2 separate regions of the Mus musculus genome follow, and region 1 is linked to region 2. Evidence: chromatin loops called from intact Hi-C (ENCODE). Cell type or tissue: gastrocnemius. All regions are shown on one strand. Each heading gives the region's core, and the rest is flanking DNA. Links, peaks and the distances in the headings are about the cores only.

Region 1 (4,393 bases), core at 116-4,115, 59 kb after region 2:
AGTCAATACCACTGGCTGCTCTTCCAGAAGACCAAGGTTCAATCCCCAATGCCTATAACTTCAATTCCAGCCCCTGGAGATCTAATGCTATTTTCTGGCCTCCACGGCACCAGACATACACATAATGCACACTTAATTCAAGCAGGAAAACACCCATGCACATAAACTAATGAAAAGGCGCTTCTTTTCCAATGCATACAAGAGATCTTTCCTCTGGACTTTATTAAAGGGTGTTAGAATGAACAACACATATCACACCACTGATGAGACATTATTTCGCACACTTTCTTCAATCATTTACTTCTAAATTGATTACACTAGAGAAAACTAAATGCAATCCTGTTTCTATTTCTTTTAAACTGGGAATTAACTTTGACCAATATACTTTTAATTCTATATGATGGGAGCAGTTTAGAATGTGAAACTTCATAACACGGATTGTAATAACTTAAAAAGTACTATGAATTTTTCAAAATGATATACGTGAAACCAATTCTTAATTATGTGATAACAAAATAGGCACTTCTGAAGGGTTTTTTTTTTTTTTTTAAAGAAGTGAATGAATTACAAAGGTAACTTATTGAAGGGCTTTTGATACTATTAATTCTTCTATACTAGGCCATACTTGATATTAGTAAATTTCTTCTAGTAATTTAATAATACTATCTGCTTTAAATAAGGCATCATCCTTTAATTCAAACTGTCTAATTTATTGGCAATGTATCTAAAATGTATAGGTCTGTGAATAAAACCCTACTAACATACATTACCTAACACCGCTCCTTTTATACAGTGAGAGCCTTGAAGACCTAGATCTTGGTTAACAAATTCAAAAACAGCTGCCCTAGTGAAGAGAACTCGGGAGCAAGACATTAAAGTCACATAAATACATGCGAACCCTTGATTTCTCAATGTCAACACCATAAATGCACTTTGGGATACAGAAATTAATTATAGAGTGTAGGGGACTCACTAGTGTATACATCAACAAGTATATTGTAAACATTCTAAAATTCGGTCACAATTTCAGCTCATAAAGTAAATTTAAGCAAAAATGATTTAGGAAATCTCCCTAAACTCCCAGCTTTGTTACATGGTTAGGGTGAGACGGACCACATCACACTGCTCCTCAGTACTGTGCTTACAGCTAAACAGGAACTACTTCTCGAATGAGATCAGGTCTCAGCTAAATACTTTAGTATCAGAAGTACAGTTCTTTTCTGGTGTAATAATCAAAGCTGTATTTTGACATTTCTAGGAAAAGATCAATTTCTAAACTTCACACTGTACTGTCTTTCCTACAACAAATGTCAGGTGAAAACATCTCTCAAGATCGGGGATCTAATCTTTTCCTCTTGTGGGGAGACAGGAAAGGCAGAAAGGAAATTCACAACTACATCCCATGGAGCCACATCCTTACTGCGAGGACCCGTGGCCCATTTTATTTGCGATAAATCAATGTATTTACTCACCGCTATTACTGTTCTGCAACTTCAGTTTACTTTTGTCCTTGGCGCTCCTGCTGAGAACTCCATTAGGCTTCGAGTCCTCTTCGACCTCGCCTTTCCTCTTCTGCAGGTCGTTCTGCTTCTTTTTATAAGTTGGCTTCGGCTGCCGTTTAGTCCTCTGCTCCGACTTGCTTTCGCTCTCATCTGAGTCTCCACTTTCAGAGCCAGATTCGTAAGTTCTTTTGGCTTTTCTCCTGCTGACTTTCTCATCTCTTCCATATTTATCTACAGCGACTCTGCCATCTGCACGATTTTCTATATCATTAGATGTAGAGGCTATTAAGTTGACAGAACATGGCTTAATAATTTCGGATACAGAATTCCCTGAATTTTCCATTTTATTAGTATTTTTATCTTCTTCTGAATGTCTGGTGAGCCAGGCCTTCTTCAGTTTAGTGTGGTAGTTGGGCTGACTGGACTGGGCTGCTGGCCCATTTCCTACAGAGATTGCTTTGTTACTTGCAGTGCAGGTCATGGTGCTATCCAGGGGAAGAGAGGCTGCCACTGTCTGATTTCTCACAGTATTAAGTTCAGCCTCACTGACACTACTATTTTTAAACTGAGCTGCAGCCAACGCTGCCTTGTGCTTTTTTAAATGAATAAAATCAGTTGTGCCTGAGAAGCCAGAGCCGGGCTGAACAGCACTTCCTGTCTTACTACAGGCCAGAGTGCCTGGAACCGCGGTGCTGACTGTGCAGTCCTTTGCTTGCGCCACTGCCTGACTAACAACACTTTTTGAAGAAGTACATTCGAAGGGTGTAGAGGCCGAAATGGTATTTGATAAAGAATAACTTGTTTCTGCACTACTCAAGCTGGAGACACTGGTGGTAGTGGCAGCAGATGTGAACACATCTGCTTTGGTAGTAGAGACTACATTTACAGCAGACATGACTGAAACAGGAACGTTGCCCTGGGAGACAGCTTCAAAGTTTTTTTCAGATTTCACATGAGCACTTTCTAAATTCACATTTGGTAGAATAATTCTTCCAGTCTCTCCGGCTTCTGGTTTGAGGTAATCTGTTTTATTTGCCCCAGATGAAGATCTTTCACAAACTCGATCTTTGGAAGCTAATGGTACAGATGGCACACTATCAACTTTTGTACTAGAAGGTGGACGAACAATGACAGATGCCACAGCAGCCTGGGACTTTCCACTACTCTTTTCCACGGGCCACTCAGCTTTCTCTCTGTTGAGGTTGTTATTAGATCTCCACATTTCCGTTAGACTCTGATCAGAAGAATTCTTAAAATTTGACTGAGAGTCTTTTGGCTCAGGAATTAGAGTTGGAGGCTTCTGAGATTCTTGAACTTTGCCACCAGCATTTACTGGCATCACCGGTGTCAGTGTTGGAGGGGAAAGGCTACTGTAGCTGCTTTCCTTTCTTTCCAAACTGTGGTGGATTGGTGGATGGAATACTGGTGCCCTGTGCAGAGCAGGCATGCTGCGGAGTGCATTAGTAGAAGAAACAGTCAGATGGGTAGGGCTCCGACAATCACTTCTGAACGTTGTTACTGAGTGAGATGCACTCTGATGGGGAAGATGGTCTGGTATCTTGCCCACTAAACTTTCACTTTCTGGTTGGTGTTTAATCAAAGGTGGAGGCTTCGAAAGAGATGATATAAAAGAATGAGTTTGAGGATTGGCTGTTGCAGAAAGGTTATTATTTTGTTTCTCAGTGTAAATGTTGGAAACTTCTTTGGATGGGTAGGATCTTGGTGGCTCATTGACCACACTATTAGATAAAGTAGTGAAGTAGTTACTCTGGGGCAAACTCTGAGGCACTGAGTGCTTCATCTTATAAATCTCTGACACGGAGCGGTCTACGTCTTTATCTTGTTTGATAGCATGGCTTTTAGGACTAGAAGATGATGGTACTACTCTGGAGTAATTCTCTCTTTCAACCTCATGACCCTTGATTTTGGTTGTAAATGGAGCCACATCAATACTCTCCTGAAGAATCCGACGATGTTCCTCCTTGTATTTGTTCAGTCTCTCTCCAGTCTCCTGGGGTGGCCTTGGACCCACAAAATGCCTATGCAAGTGACAATCTTTTCCTGCCTGTGACCTATTAAGATCCAGGTCACCTTTTACTGATGTGGATGCATTAGACCGTAATGGTTCCATAAAAGCTTTCCTCTCCAATTCTCTACAAAGAAAATACACAAAGATTCCTGTAATCACTTTTCCATACAAAATGATTTTTATGAAATGTTATTCTGTTATGAAAGCAAACAGTTTTGATAGTATTTAAAATTGGAAGATATACCAGTGTGAAAAGAACATATCCACATGTAGTGACTTATACCTATTATTGCCATTACTTGGAAGGCTGAGGCAGGAGGATTGCAATGAGTTCAATAGCAGACTGACTCAACAAGGCAAAACACAAGGAAAAGAAAAGAATCTTCAGTCTGGATTTGACACCAATTTTAAATAAACTATTTAAAAAGTGGATTGAGAAAATCATGAGCCGGGCGTGGTGGCGCATGCCTTTAATCCCAGCACTTAGGAGGCAGAGGCAGGCGGATTTCTGAGTTTGAGGCCAGCCTGATCTACAGAGTGAGTTCCAGGACAGCCAGGGCTACACAGAGAAACCCTGTCTCGAAAAACCAAAAAAAAAAAAAAAAAAAACCAAAAAAAAAAAAAAAAAAACCACGAAAGCCAAAGGCATGTGTTAAGTGTTAAACACTGGTAAGCTTACTCTTTGTGGTGATCTGCTAATGTCTTTGTCAGTGGGGGACTGGAATGCACTGTAATCTTGTGAGGTCGATGAGGCTCTGCACTGGAAGGTCTGACAGGAATGTGACTAAGTAATCCAATACCATCCGCTGAGGTCACAGGAGTGGGTTGATGTAGCCAAGGACTGGGAGAATTCTATTAGAAA
Region 2 (4,393 bases), core at 129-4,128:
CTGGACCTGTGCCCTTCTACATTAGCTAAGACTCAAAACAATCCCTGCAGACTATCCACCAGCCAATCACATCCGGGAAATACCTTAATTGGGGCTCTCCACTTAGGTGACTCAGGCAGTGTCAGTTAAAGCTAATCAGGACAGCCATAGAACAAACTACCAGATACAATGGCTTGAGACAACACACATACTAAATAACAAATGCCATAGATCAGGAGTCTGGGCCTGGCCCGAATGGCTCCTTGTTTGCATCTTCCAAGCTTCAATCAAGGTAAGTAATTGGGGTCTGGTTAGTACCTGAAACCTTAGGGCCCACTTCACAACCCATGTGGCTTTTGAAATCATTTTAGATATATATGCTATATATTATTCATATTAAGTTATATATGTCATCTCTTCCTCCCCGTTTACAGATGTTGTACATTGCCTCTGCTCTTTCCTCGGCTGGCTTTTTAAGGTTTCATATTAAAAAAAAAAAATCACATCCCAGGGGGCTGGAGAGATGGCTCAGAGGTTAAGAGCACTGACTGCTCTTCCAGAGGTCCTTAGTTCAATTCCCAGCAACCACATGGTGGCTCACAACCATCTCTAATGGGATCTGATGCCCTCTTCTGGTCTGTCTGAAGACAGTGACTGTGTACTAAAATAAATTAAATAAATAAATCTTAAAAAAAAATCACACCCCAGGTGGGTTTCCTTTAACACCCAACCTGCGTCTCCACGTCCTCCAATATTACAAATTCTTAAAGGTACATTCATGTGGTTCTTTGAAGTTTTTTTCATTACAGAATTTGGTACTGTAAAACCTCCAGGTAAGGGGCTGGTGAGATGGCTCAGTGTGTAAGAGCACCCGACTGCTCTTCCAAAGGTCCGAAGTTCAAATCCCAGCAACCACATGGTGGCTCACAACCATCCGTAATGAGATCTGACGCCCTCTTCTGGAGTGTCTAAAGACAGCTACAGTGTACTTATATATAATAAAAATAAATAAATCTTTAAAAAAAAAAAAAAAAAAAAAAAACCTCCAGGTAAGCCCGGTTTCCTTCACACAATATGTTAGTTGTTCTCTCAGCTCCTCTCCATCTCCCTTTCTCCATAAACCATATCTACTTGCCAGTGGGTGCGGAAACAGAAAGACCTTAGCACAGTGATTTAGTACATAGTTGTTGAAGAACGGTTATACTTGGTGGCTTATAATCCTTCTTGCTTTAGAATTAGTTTGTGACCCTGGGGTCACTTATCTCTGTCAAATCCTCTCGGTGGAGTGGAGGTATGGTGGCACCTGCTCATATGCTCGACACAAGACTGCCACATGTACAAGATCTGGGCCACAGACTCTCTGCCAAAAGGCAAAAAATATGGAAACCTCCTGTAAGGCGGATCTAGTGCAGGGTGTTAACTTGGCTCAAATTTGCTTTTTAAAAAAAAGTCAACGGAGATAGAACAGAAACGGAGAAGGAGGGGTGAGGTACAAGGAGAGGACCTGAGAAAGCCTACGGGAAGGAAGAAAGGTCAAGCGTGCAGAGTGACCTTATTAACCAACTAGCCAGACCCGGCTCATCACGTGACAGCCGCCGCCGAAGTCTAGCAGAGCTCCCTCTCGCGAGGAGAGGGGCGGTTTTTGTCACTTAGCTGCTGCCCCGCCCCTAGCCCCGCCCACCCCATGCTCTCACCCCAGCCGCGCCCCCTGCCTCGCGCCGGCGCGTGGCGACGTCACGCCGCCGCGCGCAGCGACGCCGGGACGGCCCCCCGCGACGCGACGTCGGAGGCGGAAGTGGCGCGGCTGTCGCTCTTGGGCTCTCACTGCCGGCTCCGGGTTCTGCGAGGAGCCTCCTGCCAGCCGCCGCGTCTCCCTGCCCTCGCTGCCCCTCCATGTGCCCGGGCGCCGCCGCTCCGCCTCGGGCCGCTGCTCACCCCGGGGTTTATGGAAGTGATGGAAGGACCCCTCAACCTTGTGAGTGGTCGCGGGCTGAGTCGGGGACCGGTAGGCTGCGGGGAAACGCGGGCTGAGGGGGTCAAGCGGCACTGAAGGGGGAGCCGCGAGCTCATGGAGGGGACCCTGATCCCCGGGGCTCAGGCCTCTCCCTCGGGGCCCGTGGCATCTGCCCTGCTGGGACCGCGTCCCAGCGCCACGTAGCCGCCGCCTGCAGGCCGCGGGCAGAGTCGGGGTGTCGGGGCCGCGCCTCGCACACCGCACCCCCTCTTCCCTGCTGCCCTCGCAGCTGGGCTAGCGAAGGCCCCTCTGAAACAGCTGGATCGGAACCCCAGTCCACGCCCCGCAGCCCGGTGCCTTTGCTTTAAGGCTCACGAAAGTACCAGACGTGTTTGCCTTTCTCAGAAACACATACAGAGAGACACACAGGGGGCCGGGTCATTATTGTTTGGGGCAAAAAGGAACACACACACACACACCGCCCCAAACAACCCCACAAAACCCCAAACCTCCCACAGTTCTGTTCTAAGTGTGATCACAGGACATCTTCGGGTTTCCTGGGAAAAGGTTCATGAAATTCAGATGCAGACGTCTGGTTCCTTAGTGTTGCGGAGTAAAACTTTGCAAGTCCCAAGTCTGTAGGTGGTTTGCGATGATGCGGAGGGATTGAGAGCAGGACCGGGAAAGATTGATTGCTTCCTTTGGAACTCTGCCCTCCCTCCCGGCTTGGAAGAGCCTGGTCCGTGCTGTGCAGAGAAGCCAGAGTCTGTGGTTTCAGACTATGGATTTCTGGAGCCAAACTCCTGGATTTGAACTCGGGCTTAGTCACCTAATAGCCTCAAGAGACCTTGAACAAAAATTTTCACTTCATTGTTTTTTTTTGTTTTTGTTTTAACCCTCGTTCGTTGTGAGGATTAAAGGACTGAATAGATAAGAGACACGTAGAACTGTACGTTATGGATGGAACATTGGAAGAGTTAGTTGCTCCAGTGAGACCGTAGCCCCTGTCACTTAATGAGATTTGGGAGTGTTGAGCGTCAACGCTGGAGAGTGAACACCTAAAGCTATGGTTCCATCCCTGGCGCCAGGTTTGCAGCTCCGAGAAATCTACCCAAGAGTTACTAATTTAGACCCTGCGTCCGTTTCTAAGTGGATTACACTTCAGGCTAATGAGGCTACACTGGTGAGTTTTGGGGAGCTAGGGAAATAACCTCGCGCCTCTCTTGTTTGTAAGAGAATTTGTGTGGCCAACTATAGTTTGTAGTGAAGTATGGGTGGCTCACCAGGGAAACTCCACAGGAATATTATTAGTCGTAGCCAGCTGTTTACCGAGTGCTTCAAAGTTCAAGTGTCCTTGCCGAACGATCACTGGTTCACTTCCAGTTAGCTTCACTTGATTTGGCAGCAGGGTGTAGCCTAACCCTGGCTACCTGCTCCACAAGCGTATTCGGTGTTCCCTATGAGAACACTGAAACTGGGGCAGTGGAAGTTGGAGTACCAATCCCTCAGTCTGGGATAAAGGAGGCAGCTGGTGGCAATGGGACTTTTATTTAGCTACTGTGTGTTTGAGCCATGCTAGCTCCAAGCTCACTGTCGCCCAGGCTGGTCATGAGCTTAGCTTTCTAAATGCTGGGATTCCAGGCCCTGCTGAGGTTTGCTGTCTTAAATAGGTAAATTAGGAGGCTAGCACAATTCCATTATCCGGTCCTAAAATTTACGTGACAAATTTCAGAAATGTGGCAGTTTGAATTTTTAAGCCATTTGAGATTTTGAAGATTTCTGATTTTCAGCCTAGCTAACCATTGAAAGGTAACAGGGTGTTTACTTGAATGATTTAAGTGCATTGCAGAGTAGCATTGGCAAGCTTCTGTTAAAGAGGTGCTAGAGACTAGGGCTTGTGTCTGTGCGCGGGTCATTTCTGTGGAAATCAAGACAGCTTGGGAATGTCATTTCCCTCCACCATGTGGGTTTGGAGATTGAACTCATGTAAGCGGTGTGTGTTGTGTGTGTGTGTGTGTGTGTGTGTGTGTGTGTGTGTGTGAGTGAGTGTCTTTATCCACTGAGCCCTAGACTAAAGTTTTTTGAAGTTTTGTTTTGTTTCTGAATGTCAGTGAGTACACAGCCTTGTCTTCCCCCAACATGAAAAGGTAGCCCTAAATTCTGTGACTTAATGAAAGTTCTCGTAAACCATACAGTTCGTCATGGAAATGTACTCCAAATGCCTACTATGGAACTTCACTACTGTACCTGGGTTTAGAATCCCATGCCCTCAGAGCATCCTTGGGACTTAGTACAAGTGTGTGTGAGGTTTGCTGGTGAACAGGCCTAAGCTGAGGGGAATTAAATGATTGCTCAGGTCAGTCCCTTAAATACCCTGCATTCCAGCTTGTCATCACCTTCTAACAATGCTTTCCTATTAATGTACTTGTGGTTTTCATTTCTGTGTGCTCTTTAGAGTGG

What was found. Hi-C counts contacts between places; a loop is a spot of excess contacts. Peaks named below come from ENCODE experiments on the same cell type or tissue, not always from the same donor. Only the 100,000 strongest peaks of a DNase experiment are listed, where the experiment ranks them.
Region 1: it touches region 2 in a loop (2.2-fold over the local background); 1 of 42 quality-filtered maps calls a loop at or near these places.

Annotation. Positions count from the first base shown.
Region 1 is chr10:67,223,999-67,228,391 of GRCm38, reverse strand. Jmjd1c (jumonji domain containing 1C) reads right to left here. Exons shown (of 26, transcript NM_207221.3): 9 at 4,211-4,383; 10 at 1,476-3,655. Among named protein-coding and RNA genes, the nearest start is that of Nrbf2, 59 kb to the left of the region's middle. In gastrocnemius, for the core only: no CTCF peak of the experiment used is centred there; DNase peaks (open chromatin) are centred at 1,984 and 2,152; H3K4me3 peaks cover 1,794 bases; H3K27ac peaks cover 2,336 bases.
Region 2 is chr10:67,282,658-67,287,050 of GRCm38, reverse strand. It overlaps Nrbf2 (nuclear receptor binding factor 2), which reads left to right and starts at 1,770. Exons shown (of 4, transcript NM_001036293.2): 1 at 1,770-1,954. The coding sequence starts at 1,925. Gm46200 (a long non-coding RNA gene) reads right to left here and starts at 1,618. Exons shown (of 3, transcript XR_001779690.1): 1 at 1,531-1,618. In gastrocnemius, for the core only: a CTCF peak has its summit at 2,164; DNase peaks (open chromatin) are centred at 1,686, 2,061 and 2,636; H3K4me3 peaks cover 3,003 bases; H3K27ac peaks cover 4,000 bases.